Linked DNA regions of Homo sapiens: region 2 is linked to region 1. The links are chromatin contacts, found by Hi-C or POLR2A ChIA-PET in ENCODE. All regions are on one chromosome and are shown on one strand. Each heading gives the region's core, a stretch centred on a gene start or an enhancer-like site at or near the end of the contact. The rest is flanking DNA. Distances are from core to core; before and after follow the strand shown.

Region 1 (7,865 bases), core at 3,830-6,329:
TAGAATCACTGAGAGACACTGAGTCAAGGGGATCTGGGACCTCTTTGATTATTTTTGCAACTTCCTGTGAATCTGCAAAAGAGTAGGTACTCACTAGTGGCAACAATATACATTACCAGTCTAACATGTGTACACATAGATAGGTCTTGTTAGGATGTTGAAACTGTGCCAATGCATGTTATTATTACTACAGTTTTAAAGATTTCTCTAAAAAATCAAAAAGCAAAATGTATATGATAATTAAAGAATACAAAAAATTAAAAAACATTATTTGATAAAATTAAATTCTTATTGTGATTTTAAAAATAAAAAATAAATCTAAAAATTAAACTGTTAGCATTTCTGGTGTTTGTTTTGCATCTAGTGGGTGCTATGAAGAATCTATGTCATACTTCACGCAAGTGACATTATACATCCAGAACAACACATATGCATCTAAGAGGGAGTGAGCTGTTTAATAGCATGAAATATTTCCAGGCTGCAATGAAGAACCATTGTGAATTTTGCAATGATATATAAGTACCTATGAAACTATGAATTTGAACTCAAAGAGCAGAAAAAAAAATACATGTCTGGCACTATTCAGAGATGAGATTTCTTATGGAGAACCTACTACATTTAGGTGATCTGAGAGGAAGCCTCTGGAAGTTTAGATTTTTTTCCTATTGCTTCCACGTTCAATTCCTCCTAGACATGGAAGCAATGTTCCTGCTGGCAATGGCACAACCCATAAACCTAAGCTGATCCTGCAAGCCAAATCCATAACATTTGGATCCAATCACATTTTCTTTTGAGGACATACATAGGGCAAGAGATGAGGTGCTGGACAATGCCAGTCCAGTGAGCAGGTGTGCAGGGTCAGGGCCATGGGTCATGCAGGGCAGCACTGGGCACACCTCTCGAGGAACAGAGGTGCCCATTCCATACATCCATGAATAGATGTGTGCTGTTTGGGTTCTCATGGGCCCTCAAAGTGTAGAGTCCAAGATAGGGCCCTCCTTGGTTTCCTGGACAGGTAGCATCTTAGTTCTTATGTGGGTATGAAGTCACTGCTGACTCCATGGCCATGTGTCACCAGGTTTACACCTTACCCTCCAGCAGGCTGAGCTGTCAGAGCATATGGAGGCTGCCTTGCTCACCTTGGTCTTTCCACTCAGGAATAGCACACAGATGCTGGGGCTCAGAAGCTTTTGGGGAAATGAGCTGCACAGGATTCTCTGTGGGTCCACTGGGAGCCCAGCTCTGTGGTCTCTCCCTGTGAAGTAGAGCACAACCTCGCTGCAGGGAGACTTCTGGGTTTGCTGCTCCTGGGCCAGGGATCTGCTACTGCAGTTATGCCTTGGACTCCGTGCCACTCTGAAATGCAAGGGCAAAGACTTCAACCAATGCTGCTTCCAGACCAGCTTATCCTAGTGTTACTTTTGGAAAATGCTTTCTTCTTGTTTTTTAAAAAATTTATCAAGCATTAGTTTCTTTAGAGATGGCCCTCCAAATCCCTTCCCTGTCAGTGTGCTCATGCCCTTCCTCCTGCCAAGAGGTGGAAATGATGCTACAGTAGTTCTGCATGTAGACCCTAAGAAGCCTGGAAGCTTCACTGTCTTTCTCTCTGGAAGCCAAGCTGTCATATTTTATAAGATTTGCACTGTCTAACGAATGATGAGAGGGCATGGAGGGAAAGAGAGTCTGCAAAGGAAGAGCACTGAGGCACCAGTCTTGTGAATAAAGCTTCCCTTGGATATTCGAGCTCCCAGCCCCCTAGTGAATGCAGCCAGGTGGCTCTCAGTCCATGCTGTGTGGAGCAGAAGAACCCCCCAGCCAAGCCCTGCCTGCTTCCTGTCCCACAGAATTGTGAGAAATAATAAGTAGTTGTTATTTCAAACCACCATATTTTGTTATGTAGCAGCAGATATCTGAAACACTCCTCAATAAAGCTTGGGAAAACTTGACTGTTAAATGTTTGATTGAGCACCTACTATTTCTTAGGTCTGTACTAGGGGCTATGGCTATGGAGATAAACAAGAAAAATTCCCTGACTCAAGAGCTCACTAATCAAAATGGCAAGGAGGAAATTATAACAGAGCAATTTGCAGAATGGATGAGCAATAGGAAAAGTGTAGGGGACTGTAGAGGACTAGGAGGGAGGGAGAATCCTATCCCACAAAGGCAGGATCAAGGACTGAAATCTCCCCCAGTGCCACCACCCAGCAACAACTACTGGGGGCAGTTTTTTTTTTTTTTTCAGTTGCAAGATTTAATAGAGTGAAATAGAGTGAAAACAGAGCTCCCATACAAAGGGAAGGGACCCAAAGGCGGTTGCCGTTGCTGGCTCGAATGCCTGGGTTTATATTGCAATCCTTGTCCCTCCCACTGTGCTCTCAGGCAATAGATGATTGGCTATTTCTTTACCTCCTGTTTTTGCCTAATTAGCATTTTAGTGAGCTCTCTGATTGGTTGGGTGTGAGCTAAGTTGCAAGCCCCGTGTTTAAAGGTGGATGCGGTCACCTTCCCAGCTAGGTTTAGGGATTCTTAATCGGCCTAGGAAATCCAGCTAGTCCTGTCTCTCAGTCCCCTCTCTCAACAGGAAAACCCAAGTGCTGTTGGTGAGGTTGGCTGATGACCACTCTAACTGCTTCCTGCTGAACTGGGGCATAGTAGGGGTTGTGCAGTTGAGATTTCCTCAGGAGGAGTGACTTCGATGTCATTAACACCAGAGCATGGGCTAGCAGGCCAGTCTAGGGGTCCGCGGGAGATCTTAGACATGGACTGCATCTGGGGTTCCATTTGAAGAACGATTTGTAGTTTTACAGTTTTAATTCTGGAAGACACAAACTTAACAAGGCGGTTAAAGATACAGGGATTGAAATGTATGGCCTGCAGTGCAGGGGATTACTTCTTTGGCACACTTCACAGGCCCTGACTATCTGCTTGATAGTTTTGAAAAGGCCTGGTTCAGTAAATAATAATTTGGCCATCTGATGGGTGCTATCGATGCCTAAGTGGAAGGTTTGGTGAAGGCTTTTAAGTAATTTTATTGGTTAGCTCCAGGCAAAAGTATTTTTCCTTCTTCAGTGGCTAGCCATCTGGAGGGGAGGAAAGTATGTCCTTGTGAGGTTCCTTATTCTATTTTTCCTGCTGAATACTGGGGCTTGGTTTCCCGGAGGGGATTACCCTGTACTAGGGGCCCTTCCATAAGCATTTCTAATGGAGGGTCCTGCCTTGCGGCTCTTTTGACTTTAAGATCCGCTTGGCGGTTCCTTTCTATTTCCCTTTCCTTTCCTTTCTGGTGACCCCAACAGTGTAAGACTGCCACCTCTTTAGGTTTCTGTATAGCCAATAGTAATCTCCTAATGGCTTCCTGATGTTCTATAGGTGTTCCCTCGGAAATTAGGAATTCCCTTTCTCTCCATATTGCTGCATGGGCATGGAGGACTAGGTAAGCAGACTTAGAGTCTGTATATATATTTACCCTTTTCCCTTCTCCTAATTCTAGTGCCCGAGTGAGGGTTATTAGTTCTGCCAGCTGAGCACTAGTTCCTGGAGTGAGGGGATTACTTTCAAGTATTCCTTTATTACTGACCACTGCAACCCCTGCTTTTCAAAGTCCTTTTTCTACAAAGGGACTTCCACCAGTATACAAGTTGAGGTTGGGATCAGTCAAGGGAACCTCTAAAAGGTCCCCTCAAGTGGCATAGGTTTGAGCGATTACTTGTTGACAGTTATGTTCTATCTTTTCTTCATTGTCTGGGACATATGTGGCTGGATTAAGAGTTGCACAAGTGCGCAGTTGCAGCACTGGCCCTTCAAGTAATAGAGCCTGATATTTAAGTAAATGGTTAGCTGACAGCCACAAGTCTCCTTTAGCAGTGAGTATGCTGTTCATTTCATGAGATTTCCACACAGTAAGATCTCTTCCCTGTATTATTTTAACTGCTTCAGATACTAAGACTGGGCAGTTTGTAGCATTTCTCTCCAGCGTTTTGTCAGTGGATTGATTTGCCATGGATGCAGTGACAAAGCTGGTTATAAATAATGTTGAAGACTCACTATGTGCTGGGTGCTGGGAGCCATTCCACTGCTTCCCTTGAAACCACTCAGAAAGAAGGCTACTGCTGTAGTACCCATTGGATAGATGAGGAAGCCGAGGCTTACAGAACTGAAGGTCAGGCAGCCAGTAAGGCACAGAGGCAGGACTCCCACCCAGGCACTTCAACCCCAGAGCCGGTGCCTGCAGCCAGACTGCTCACCTGCTTTCTAACTTAACATTATAAATTAAGCATATCCTTACGGTATTAAAAATGATGTCTGAAACAGCATATTACTCACTGTATACCATGTTACTTTAAAGTCTAAGATTGAACACTTCAGATTATTTCCAATATGCAGAGAGCACTTTTCCACATGAGGAGTTACTTTTGTGTTTATTTATGGGCCCATATTCTTCTATCATTTAAAAAATGGTTTGAAGGCCGGGTGTGGTGGCTCACTCATGTAATCCCAGCACTTTGGGAGACCGAGGCGGGCAGATGGCCAGGTCAGGAGATCAAGACCGTCCTGGCTAACACCGTGAAACCCCGTCTCTACTAAAAATACAAAAAATTAACCAGGCGGGGAGGTGGGTACCTGTAGTCCCAGCTACTTGGGAGGCTGAGGCAGGAGAATGGCATGAACCCTGGAGGCAGAGCTTGCAGTAAGCCGAGATCGCGCCCTGCACTCCAGCCTGGGCGACAGAGCAAGACTCCGCCTCAAAAAAAAAAAAAAAAAAAGGTTTGAAGCAAATGTATAAGAAGCCTTCTCAATGTTGGATCATTTTCTTAGGATAAATTCACAGAAGGGTAAATAACAAATATTTTAATTTTGGGGTTTTTCACAAGAAATTTCTGGAAGCAAAAGGCAATTGATCTTGGTGGGTGACAAAGTTACGCCCATCAATATTTACAGCAATTATCCCCACATTTCACAGTTTCTCCGGAAGCACAGAGAGGCACTTCTGCAGAGGACCCAGCCAGTTATAATGAAACTGCCCGTGAATTTCTTCTCAAAACTTGAAGTGAATCTGCGGCTAAGGTTTGAGAATTCAAATGTGCCCCCTGGGCTGGTCCTTCAGCAGACGAGGGCAAAAAGCAGAAGTGGCTTCACCTCCCTGCCCTTCCCCATACCTCAGAATTGGGCTAGCTTTTGGTAGGCCCTGCTGCGGGTGGGTGGCATGGGTCATTTGAGCCACACGTCTTCTTGGTATTTGGTGGTGGGGATGGGGACTCCTCCTTAAGAAGCAAATATTGCCACTGTTTTGCCTTCCCTGGGCCTGATGTCATCCCAAATGTCGCAACTGCTCATGAGGGCAGGCAGGGAGGGTCCTACAACCCCTATTTATAGATGCAGAGGCTCTGGAAATAACCTGCCCTACCAGCTGCTTCTCACCCTGCTTCTCTGGTGATGAGTCCTTCTTATGTTACCAATGAGTCTGAAAACCCCTGGGACCCTATTGGCCCCAGAGCCAGGGAGGAAGAAGCATTCCTCTTCATTTCCTCCTACTCTCTTATGTGAGGTAGTGGTAAGATCAGACAAACCTCTGATATAGTGGTGTGCTGGTAAATGCTTAACCCACCCCTAAAAAAAAGAATATAAATATATATATATATATACATATTTATGATTGTTATAAATTTTACTGCTATAAAGGATGTGTAATGAACACTTTACAAATAATAATAATAAAACAGGCAATACTCTATGTTGTAAATTCCTTATAGTTGATTGATTCTAACAGAATGCTTTCACTGATTTTTGCCAAACATTGGTATCCCTAGCCAATCTATGGTCTCAATTTAACCATTATTTGACAAATGGAGTTGCATTCCAATCCACAGCACTTTATCTAATACATTTATAGTCATGAAATCTGATGTGTAATCTGCTGCTAAGTGATGTCTCCTTCCCATACAAACTATATTGATTATCCTGCAGCCACTTTCAGATTCAGCACTAGCTTATATTGGAACTTCACTCATTTGTCAACGGGTGTGAGTGACTTTGTTTACTTGGATAATAGTTTTCAAATATGGGAAAAATATTATCTCAATCTTTGCACTATTCACAATGCAAGGGCTATAGACATAGCACAATTTAAGTTTAATCTACATTATTAACCTCCCTTTTCTGAAGTCTAACGAACAAAACAATAAACCAAGCCCTTGTTTGTAGGGTTTTCCAATTTCCATGGTGTAAATTCTCCCTCTGTGGACAATTGGAAGCTACCAACATGACATCCCTACATGCAGAGTTGGGAAGGAACATGCAGTAGCCACCAGGATAGAGGGTTTCCACCACTCAGAACTACAGGCGTGCCTCGCCTATTTAGGTAACAGCAAAATGTAATAGAGTGGTGCATTTTGAGTATTAATTACCTTTGTATAATAACATAAGTTATTAAATTATATGTTTATATAATTTAATTTTAGTTTTAATGGCACAGAAGTATCTTTCTTCTTTCTGGATCAACCACATAGAATTTCAATTCTACTGTGAATATTATCTTTGAAATCACAATATTGTCAATGCTATATATTTGCTTTCTAGTTTTTAGAGTTGACCTATAAACAAAGCAAGTAAGACACTTTTAGTTAGCTAATACAAATATTTTAAACCATGATGATATAAAAATAATAATATAGAAAACAAAAGATGGGGAGGAGCAAGGGAGGAAGAATAACTACATCAGTACAGATTGAATGTCCTTTATCCAAAACGCTTGGGTTTGTAACACAAAGGATAAATGCTTGAGGGGATGGGTACCCCATTCTCCATGATGTGATTATTTCACATTGCATTCCTGTATCAAAACATCTCGTGTACCCCATAAGTATATATACCTACTATGTACACCCAAAAATTAAAAACAAAGAAAATTAAACAAAACAAAATGCTTGGAACGAGAAATGTTTTGGATTTTTGATTGTTTTAGATTTGGGGATATTTGCACCATGCTTACTGGTTGAGCATCCCTAATCTGAGAATCTGAAATCTGACACAGCCCAATGAGCTTTTCATGTGAATATTATCTCAGGGCTCAAAAAGTTTCAGATTTTGGAGCATTTCAGATTTTCATTTTGGATTAGGGATACTCAACCTCTATTCTTGTCTTTCATAGTTGTGAATGCCATCTTAATTTGATACATAAAAAAGTGAATATACTATTTAAGGTCATGAAGGAAATTATTGAAAGGTATGTAAAATATAATGAACAGAGTTGAAAAGGCAACATTTAGAAGGATAAAATAAAAATATAATTACAAATCAGGAGTAGAAGAGAGTAAGAAGGAGATAGTGTAAGCACTCTAATTTTCTTATTTTTTATGTCTGAAGGCCCAAAGATATTGTCAAAAATTCATAAATCCTAAAGAAGTTTATTAGTTGAAGTTATAATGAAGATCAGAATATCTAAAAACAACTACTCTTGGTGATTATTTGGGCAAATGGAAAATGGTCAGGGGCAAAAGGGAAACTTCTTTTTATGTTCTTATAAACTGACTTTTGTTTTCCAGGTGCAAGTATTATTTTATAAGTAAAAAGAAACCAATATCTACTATTAAAAATGCAACTTCTGCTTCCTCCAGCCTGGACCTTATTTACTTTGCAGTAATCCCTTTTACAGTATATTTTGATTTCCACTATATGTAGAAACATCCCAGAAGGCCTGAAGTCACACTTAATTCCTGTGTCCAGTTCTCATGGCCCTTCACCTTCCCCTCCACCAGCGGGGGGTGGGGGTGGGGTGGGGGGGTTGGGGGGGGAGCAGAATTCTCCTGTTACACTGGAGAGCTGCCACATTTTGTGCCTGTCTACATCACAGTAATTCACAAAGTGCT
Region 2 (6,717 bases), core at 4,175-6,674, 94 kb before region 1:
ACACCTTTGGGACATGTTGATGCTGGGTCCAGGGCCCCTCCTTGGAGTGGGTGGGGCCCTCCTTTGGCTGAAAATGGTTTGATTCTGTCTTATTTCTGGGAGGCCCTGAAACTAGTGCTATGCTCTGGGGTATATGGTGTCTCTGTGAGAGAGGCTGCCATGCTGCTTAGTTGAGCACAGGTTAGCCTGAGTAACATGGTATAGACACTTTTGCATTGACCTGCCCTGGCTGTGCCAGGCTGATCTGCTGAGCCAACTGCTGCCAAGGGGCACTGGCTGCATTTTGCTGAGGAAGGCACACCTCATCCCTGTCTTTAGCAAAGGCCACAGTCCATTTGGGAAATGTACCCATCGTCCTCGGCAGCCCTTCCAAACCACCTCCATTATGCTGATCAACTGTAACTCAGTATTCCACCAATGCATTAAGGAGCTAGAATGCTCCAAACACAATGAAACATAAGTTATGCTCTTCTGAACAATGAATAAAATATGTTTCCCATGCTGCTTCAATGTTACTTGATTCATTTTTCTGCCTTGTGATTGATAAAACTCATAATTTAACTATCAGTTTTCTACGTATTACTGTAAATTAACTGGGTTGCAATGAAAGCCAAAGGATTGCTCTATTATAAGTGTGAGACCTTTAAGTGCTGTAAACTAATATCCATGCTGACTTAAATTAGCAGATCCTGAGAGAAGCTCATTACTACCGGTAACACTGGAAGAAACACAAAAGTCATTTTTAGAAGGTGGAGATCCGTCTTGTAGGCAGTATAGCTCTGGGTGCAAAACAATTCGGGGGCAACCAAGACATTGTCACTTGTGATTTATTTGGTCTTGAGGTGTCATCAGGCCTCTTCTAACTTGATTTCCTTTTCCTAGGACAGTAGCAGAATTTTGCTGTCCATACATTAGTCCCCAGACATTGCTGATGCTGTCATTTCAGGGGCCTGCTCTCAGAACCCTGCAGGATGGTATAAAACAAACCTTAAAATGTATTTTGTATGATTACTTAAATCTTGTGTTTTTCTTTGACATGCAGAAAAAATGGTTTTAACTAAATATTGTTTGAAATTTGTTTAAAAACACAGCTGCTACTGCCAATTTCAAGTTAGTAAATAAATTTATATTTGACTTAAAATAACTTGCTTGAATAGAGTTTTCATTTTGATATGTTTAATGTGGGGAATTATGGTTCTAAAATAGCTGCAAAAATACAGCATCCCTTTAAAAAAGCCACAAAGTCTCACAGTTGAATCTAAATAAATGATACCCCTCTCTCTTTTTATGACTCCAATGAGTAATTCTTCACAGAAGAAGCATTTCAAGTTGTCCCCCAGGACATTTTAAAAAAGGAAATATCTGTTGTTGAATTTTTCTTCTGCAGCACTAATGGGAGTGTGAAGCTCAGTTCCTAATTAACTCAAGGTGCTCTCTAACGTGCTGCAGAAGACACTTTTCAATCATCGCTGGCTTATCCTGGGGCAGAGAGGGTCTGAGGGATGCATCAGAGCCTGTCTTTTATGCTCAGGTTTGTTTTTTTCTGAGTGTAGACAGACTGACTGAAATTTGCTGTGGCAAGATCTATGGGAGCAGCTTGGGAGGTAATCAGTTGCTTGTTCTTTTGTGGACAGAGACTTGCAGGTGGGAAGTAGGAAGGAGGGATTGAAGTCAGACTCTTCAGGGCTTCTCAGGAGGTCAGGGGCAAATTCACCAAGAGCAATGAGATCCATGAGTGACCCTATCTTCAAGGGCCCCATGGCATCAAGGTCTGTATCCATCAGCTCTCTTGCCACCAACTGTGTCTCCCCAGAGACCTTCACCTGGCCCAATAGTGGAGCCAGGGTTCCAAACGCTCTGCACGAAACGGCCATTGAGGACTGCCAGGGGTGCCCACAGTGGGACTTCTGGGAAACTGCCCTGCTCTGGCCAGACCTCCAGAGCATGCCTGCTTCTTTGGCCTCGTTTTTGACTCATCTAGGGTGGAACTTCTGAAAACTGCTAGGATTTGGCTGAATGTAGTTCTTTTTCTTCCATTCCTCTTTGCCTTATAAGGTCTCGGATGAACTTTTGACTTTTGGAGTTGAGAGGGCTCTTGGAGATCATTTCTGGCCAACTTGCTACCCAGTGGTCAGCTCTTCTCCAAGCCACTTAATCTACTAATAGTCTGGCCTCTACTTGTCCAGCACCAGGGACTGGAGCCCGCTACCACCCAGTAGACCACTCCATCAGAATGAAGTGTGGAATGGAGTGTAGAAGACAAATCGGGGAGTCTGTCCATTTGTCTTCTGGTCTTGTTCATATAAGGATTCAGAGCTTCATATACTGCCCCTTAGCAAGATTTCTTTTCTCCAGATGACTTATTCAGTTATTCCTCCTATGGACATGAGTTTGGACTCCTCTCCATCCTTGCTGCCCTGTTCTTGAAAATATAGTGCCTTGAGGGGACCGTCACTCTCCAGAAGTGACCTGGTCTGACCATGGAAAAGCTTGGTGGGGCTTCCCCTCCCTTGTTCTAATTTCTATGCATCTTAAGAAAGTCACCTAATCTCTTTGTGCCTCAGTTTCCTTATTGGGACAGTGGTGATAGTACTCATTCCTAAATTGTTTCAATCATCTACTGCTGTGTAAGAAAACTCCAAAACTTATTGCCTACAAAATAGTGATCTGTTATTTGCCATGATACCGTGGCAGGGATCAGTGGATGTTTCTTCTGCTCTATATAGCTTGGTCCAGAGTCACTGACACAGTTGCATTTGGCAGCTGAGCTGGGCTATAAGGTCCAGGAAGGAAGGCCTCACTCATTCATCTAGGCTGTGTGGTTTTTCTCTCATTCACGCTTCCTCATCATTCTGTGGTCCATTCAGACATTCTTACAGAATGGTGGCGGCTTTTCAGAGCAAAGCAGAAACATGCTTGGTTTCTTAGGGATGAGATCTAAAATTAAACTCTAAGGCCCCCACCTGACCAAATAAATACACTCTTGGCCAAGGGGAACCTAGGGAAACCTTAAAAACTGAGTTCCTGGCTGTGATAGGAGGTCAAACATGCCTTGCTACATCCTTCTTCAGTTTAGACACCACATCCGACCAGCAATAATGTTACAGTAGTGATCACACAACTGACTTTATGGCAATAAGATACCAAATTATAAATAAGACCCAAGGCCATTCCAACCAACCAACACTTAAGTCATACACCTGTACACTTAAAGAATAAACAATGTTCTAACTGCCACAGGTTTTTCTTTTTCTCTAGCAGTTAAACAGGCACTAGCCCTAAGAAACAAGTGCTAAAACAATTGTAGTTCACCGTTAGACCTTGACTAACTGACCCCCAACCCCTGGTCCACAAGTCACAACTACAGCTTTGATTGGACAAGAGATGGATGTCAGTAACTTTCTCCTGATAAAAGACCACCAACAATAGGCTGGCTCTGACCAGTTAACAAGAGGCTGCACACAGAGGGCCTTCATGTCCCTGCTTCACCTATTGCTGTATAGGGCCTGCCTGCAATGCATTTAAATGTTAAGCCTCTGCTCCAGAGTGAATATGAGTCACATTTAATATGGATGTTCAGTAGGCATGAGTCAGGACCCTCTTTGTGAATATTCATAGCTCCTCCTGTAACCCTACTTAGCTAATCTGTTCAGGACAAATTCCTGCCTTACCATCCATTCCCTCAAAGTGCCTGCCTTTCCGGGTCTACCAGAGGCTATGCTTCCCAACCTGCAGATGGCCAGCCTGCAGGTTGCAATGCTTTACGAAAAATAAGATCTCCTTTCTAAATTTATAAATTGTGTGATTTTTAAGTTAACAGAGACCAAACCTGGAAATGGCATGGCATCACTTCTGTCTTATTCTGTTTGTCAAATAGTCACAAAGACAGCTCAGATTCAAGGGGAAGGGAAATAGGCTCTGCTTGTTGGGAGAAGGGGCAGGAATAAGTGGCAGCCATCTTTGGGATTATCTACCATGTATCTTGCAGAGTTGCTGTGGGAATTAAAGCAAGTTAATACATGCAAAACACTTAGAACAGAGCCTGGTTCATCAGATATATAAAAGTTAGCTTTTATTTAGATTCAAACTGTTGATCAAACTCACGAAGTAAGGCAGAGGCGAGGTTGGAGCCATGTCGCCTGCCCCTAGACTCCACTGTTTGATTGTGTTGAATGATTTGCTAAACCTTCATAGGGTAAAGTTCCACCCAGGGGAGAAGGCCACAACTAGGGTATTTCCTACATGGTTTACCGCATGAGTTTACTCTCACCATAGTCCTATAAGATAGGTGTGGTTATTCTCAACTTACAAGGAGGAAACTGAGGCTCAGAGAGTGAAATATCTTCTCTAGTTACCAGCTAGAACCATCCTGGTTACTCAAGAGAAATCTGCCATTTTTCTCTATCACGCAAGATCCTGTAATATGACATGCTAAAATTTAGACACCAGGTATTCGTGGCAGACTTACCACCCACGAGTCTGGACTCCTAATCAAGAAAGGGAGTGAAGACCATCTGAAGGGCTGGTCTCAGGGAGCTCTGCATGTTCAGGCAATCATTGTTTTCTAGATCTGCAACTTCCTTTTTATAATTCATATTAGATGCCTTCGCATGCTTCTTGAAGGTCTTTCATTTCAGAACCCATTCTAAGAATTGTAATAGTCTTATCTCTGAGTGTTTAGGCAGCATTGACAACACTATCAACCACAGCAACTTCCATTTGTCCAATGCTTAGTGAAGCCACAGCCTCAAAGGACCACACCAAAAGTAGGAACAAGAGGGCTTCAATGATCTTCCCAAATCTATAGCTAGTAGGTGGTATAAATGGGACTTGAAGCCAGGTATTCTGGTTCCAAATATTATGGTTTTTTCCATTATAGTATGCAAGCTTTCATTCTACCTTTTTGAGCCCCACATTCTCTACCAGTACAGTGGAAATTGATTGTGCCTGGCCTTGTGGAGATGCTGTGTGAATGTTTATTGAACAAGTGTTTATTGAGCTTCTACTATGTGTCAGACATTGTTCTGGATACTGAGACACAGAGATAAACAAGATAGACAAAAACCTCACCTTGTTGGGCTTACAGTCTGATAGGGAAGGCAGTCAATAAGCTCTTTGCCAATTCTCAGGCACTTTACAAAAGCAATAAATTATTTTTCCATTGAGGATCTAATACAAATATGGGTCACACTATGCACTCATTCATTCCATTTATTTTTCTCATTTATTCATTCATTCATTCAATTATTCAAGTAAGCACCCAATATTACTGGATACCAATTATGTGTCAAGTACCGCTAGGTGATAGGAAAAGAGAAATAATAAGACAGATTGAAGCCCCACCTGAATGAGGTTTATGATATAGAATGGAGAACAGAAATTAAATTGAGGAAGTGTTATAAATAACAACAGCAATATCAAAACAGTAATGCAATAATAATAGCAGTGACATCCTCTTGGCTGGTTTGAGTAACAATTTACAGCTTATGAAGGATGCACAGTTAGGGCTTGCTAAGTCAACTTGAGCTGGGTGGAGGTTATGAGGTCCAGAAGTGAAGGGCATCTGACACAGGGGCGGTCCTGTGAGCTGTGAGCACAAGATGAGCTCCGACACCTGATGGCATCTTCATCGTACCCCCAGGTGGTGCTGAGATGAGGGCCATGGAAGATAGAGCCAGCCAAAGGTGTGAGGTTTTTGTGGGCAGACATTAATGGCACGGCAGGGGGTTGTCCTAGCAGTCTCACTGAACTTGTGTCAGCTTTCAGGCGCTATCTGAGAGTGAGTACCTGTTAGTCTTGGCCTGATGTCAGTCCTTCAGTTTCCTCATTTGAGAAATGGAGACAACCCAGGCATCTACTCCAGGTCAAGGACTCAGGGAAGGAGCGTGATATGGTTTGGCTCTGTGTCTCCATCCAAATCTCATGTTTAATTGTAATCCCCAGTGTTGGAGGTGGGGCCTGGCGGAAGGTATTTGGATCATGGGGGCGGTTTCTCTTGAGTGGTTAGCACCATCTTCTTGGTGCTGTCCTCAAAATAGAGTGAATTCTCACGAAATCTGGTGGTTTAAAAGTGTGTGTGGCACCTCCCTGCTCTCTCTTTTGCTCCTGCTCTGGCCATGTGACATGACTGCTCCCTCTTTGCCTTCCGCCATGATTCTAAGTTTCCTGAGGCATCTCCAGAAGCTGAGCAGAGGTCAGCATCATGCTTCCTGTACAGCATGCAGAACAATGAGCCAATTAAACCTCTTTAAAAAAAAATTATCCAGTCTCAGGTATTTCTTTATAGCAATGGGAGAATGGAGTAACAGAGTTCATGAAAGCAACATTTTATTTTTTGTTTTTGTTTTTGACGTGCAAGTTTGGTAAACAATGGGGTGGGAAATGAAGATTCCCTGCAGGCTGAAATATTCCTGTGACTTTCAAGTTATGGGATAGGATGGCCTCTCTTTCTTCCCCTGAGGTTTCCTCTTTCTTAAAGATTTCTGGTTTCCGACTGTCCAATATTAATGTTCCACTCCTAGAAGTGCATGTGCTTTCCCATCCATCTTGACTTTCTCCCCACCAGTCTCAAGCTTTTACTCAATCACATCAAACTTTAAATCAATCTTCTATGGCTCCTTATTGCTGAGCTTCCCTCACTTATTCTCCTGGAAAAAAAATAAAACATACAACAGAAACCTAGCCTGCTCTCAAAGTGATTTTTAAATTGCCTCTTCT

The links. Hi-C counts contacts between places; a loop is a spot of excess contacts on that map. ChIA-PET counts read pairs that join two places held with the same protein, here RNA polymerase II (POLR2A). Pooled maps may share reads with other maps.
Region 2: a loop to region 1 is called in a map of OCI-LY7, with 3 times the contacts of the local background. The contact joins two enhancer-like sites. A Hi-C loop is called at or near these places in 5 of 168 maps with a recorded cell type or tissue (A673, B cell, GM11168 and 2 more), 1 of 37 single-sample maps with no recorded cell type and 3 of 50 pooled maps. POLR2A ChIA-PET finds 5 or more read pairs at or near these places in 5 of 52 experiments (AG04450, B cell, GM12878 and 2 more).

What each region holds. Positions count from the first base shown.
Region 1 is chr10:48,663,057-48,670,921 of GRCh38, forward strand. No RefSeq gene overlaps it. Among named protein-coding and RNA genes, the nearest start is that of WDFY4, 18 kb to the right of the region's middle. RefSeq lists a silencer at 5,144-5,193 and an enhancer at 5,394-5,513. Within about 2 kb of position 5,080, at least 5 of the 41 ENCODE cell types and tissues checked have a DNase peak (open chromatin) inside an H3K27ac peak, as active enhancers do; they include B cell and OCI-LY7, where a contact is called at or near this core.
Region 2 is chr10:48,569,012-48,575,728 of GRCh38, forward strand. The region is part of intron 2 of ARHGAP22 (Rho GTPase activating protein 22); the gene reads right to left. Among named protein-coding and RNA genes, the nearest start is that of ARHGAP22, 33 kb to the right of the region's middle. RefSeq lists an enhancer at 5,517-6,018. Within about 2 kb of position 5,425, at least 3 of the 41 ENCODE cell types and tissues checked have a DNase peak (open chromatin) inside an H3K27ac peak, as active enhancers do; they include B cell and OCI-LY7, where a contact is called at or near this core.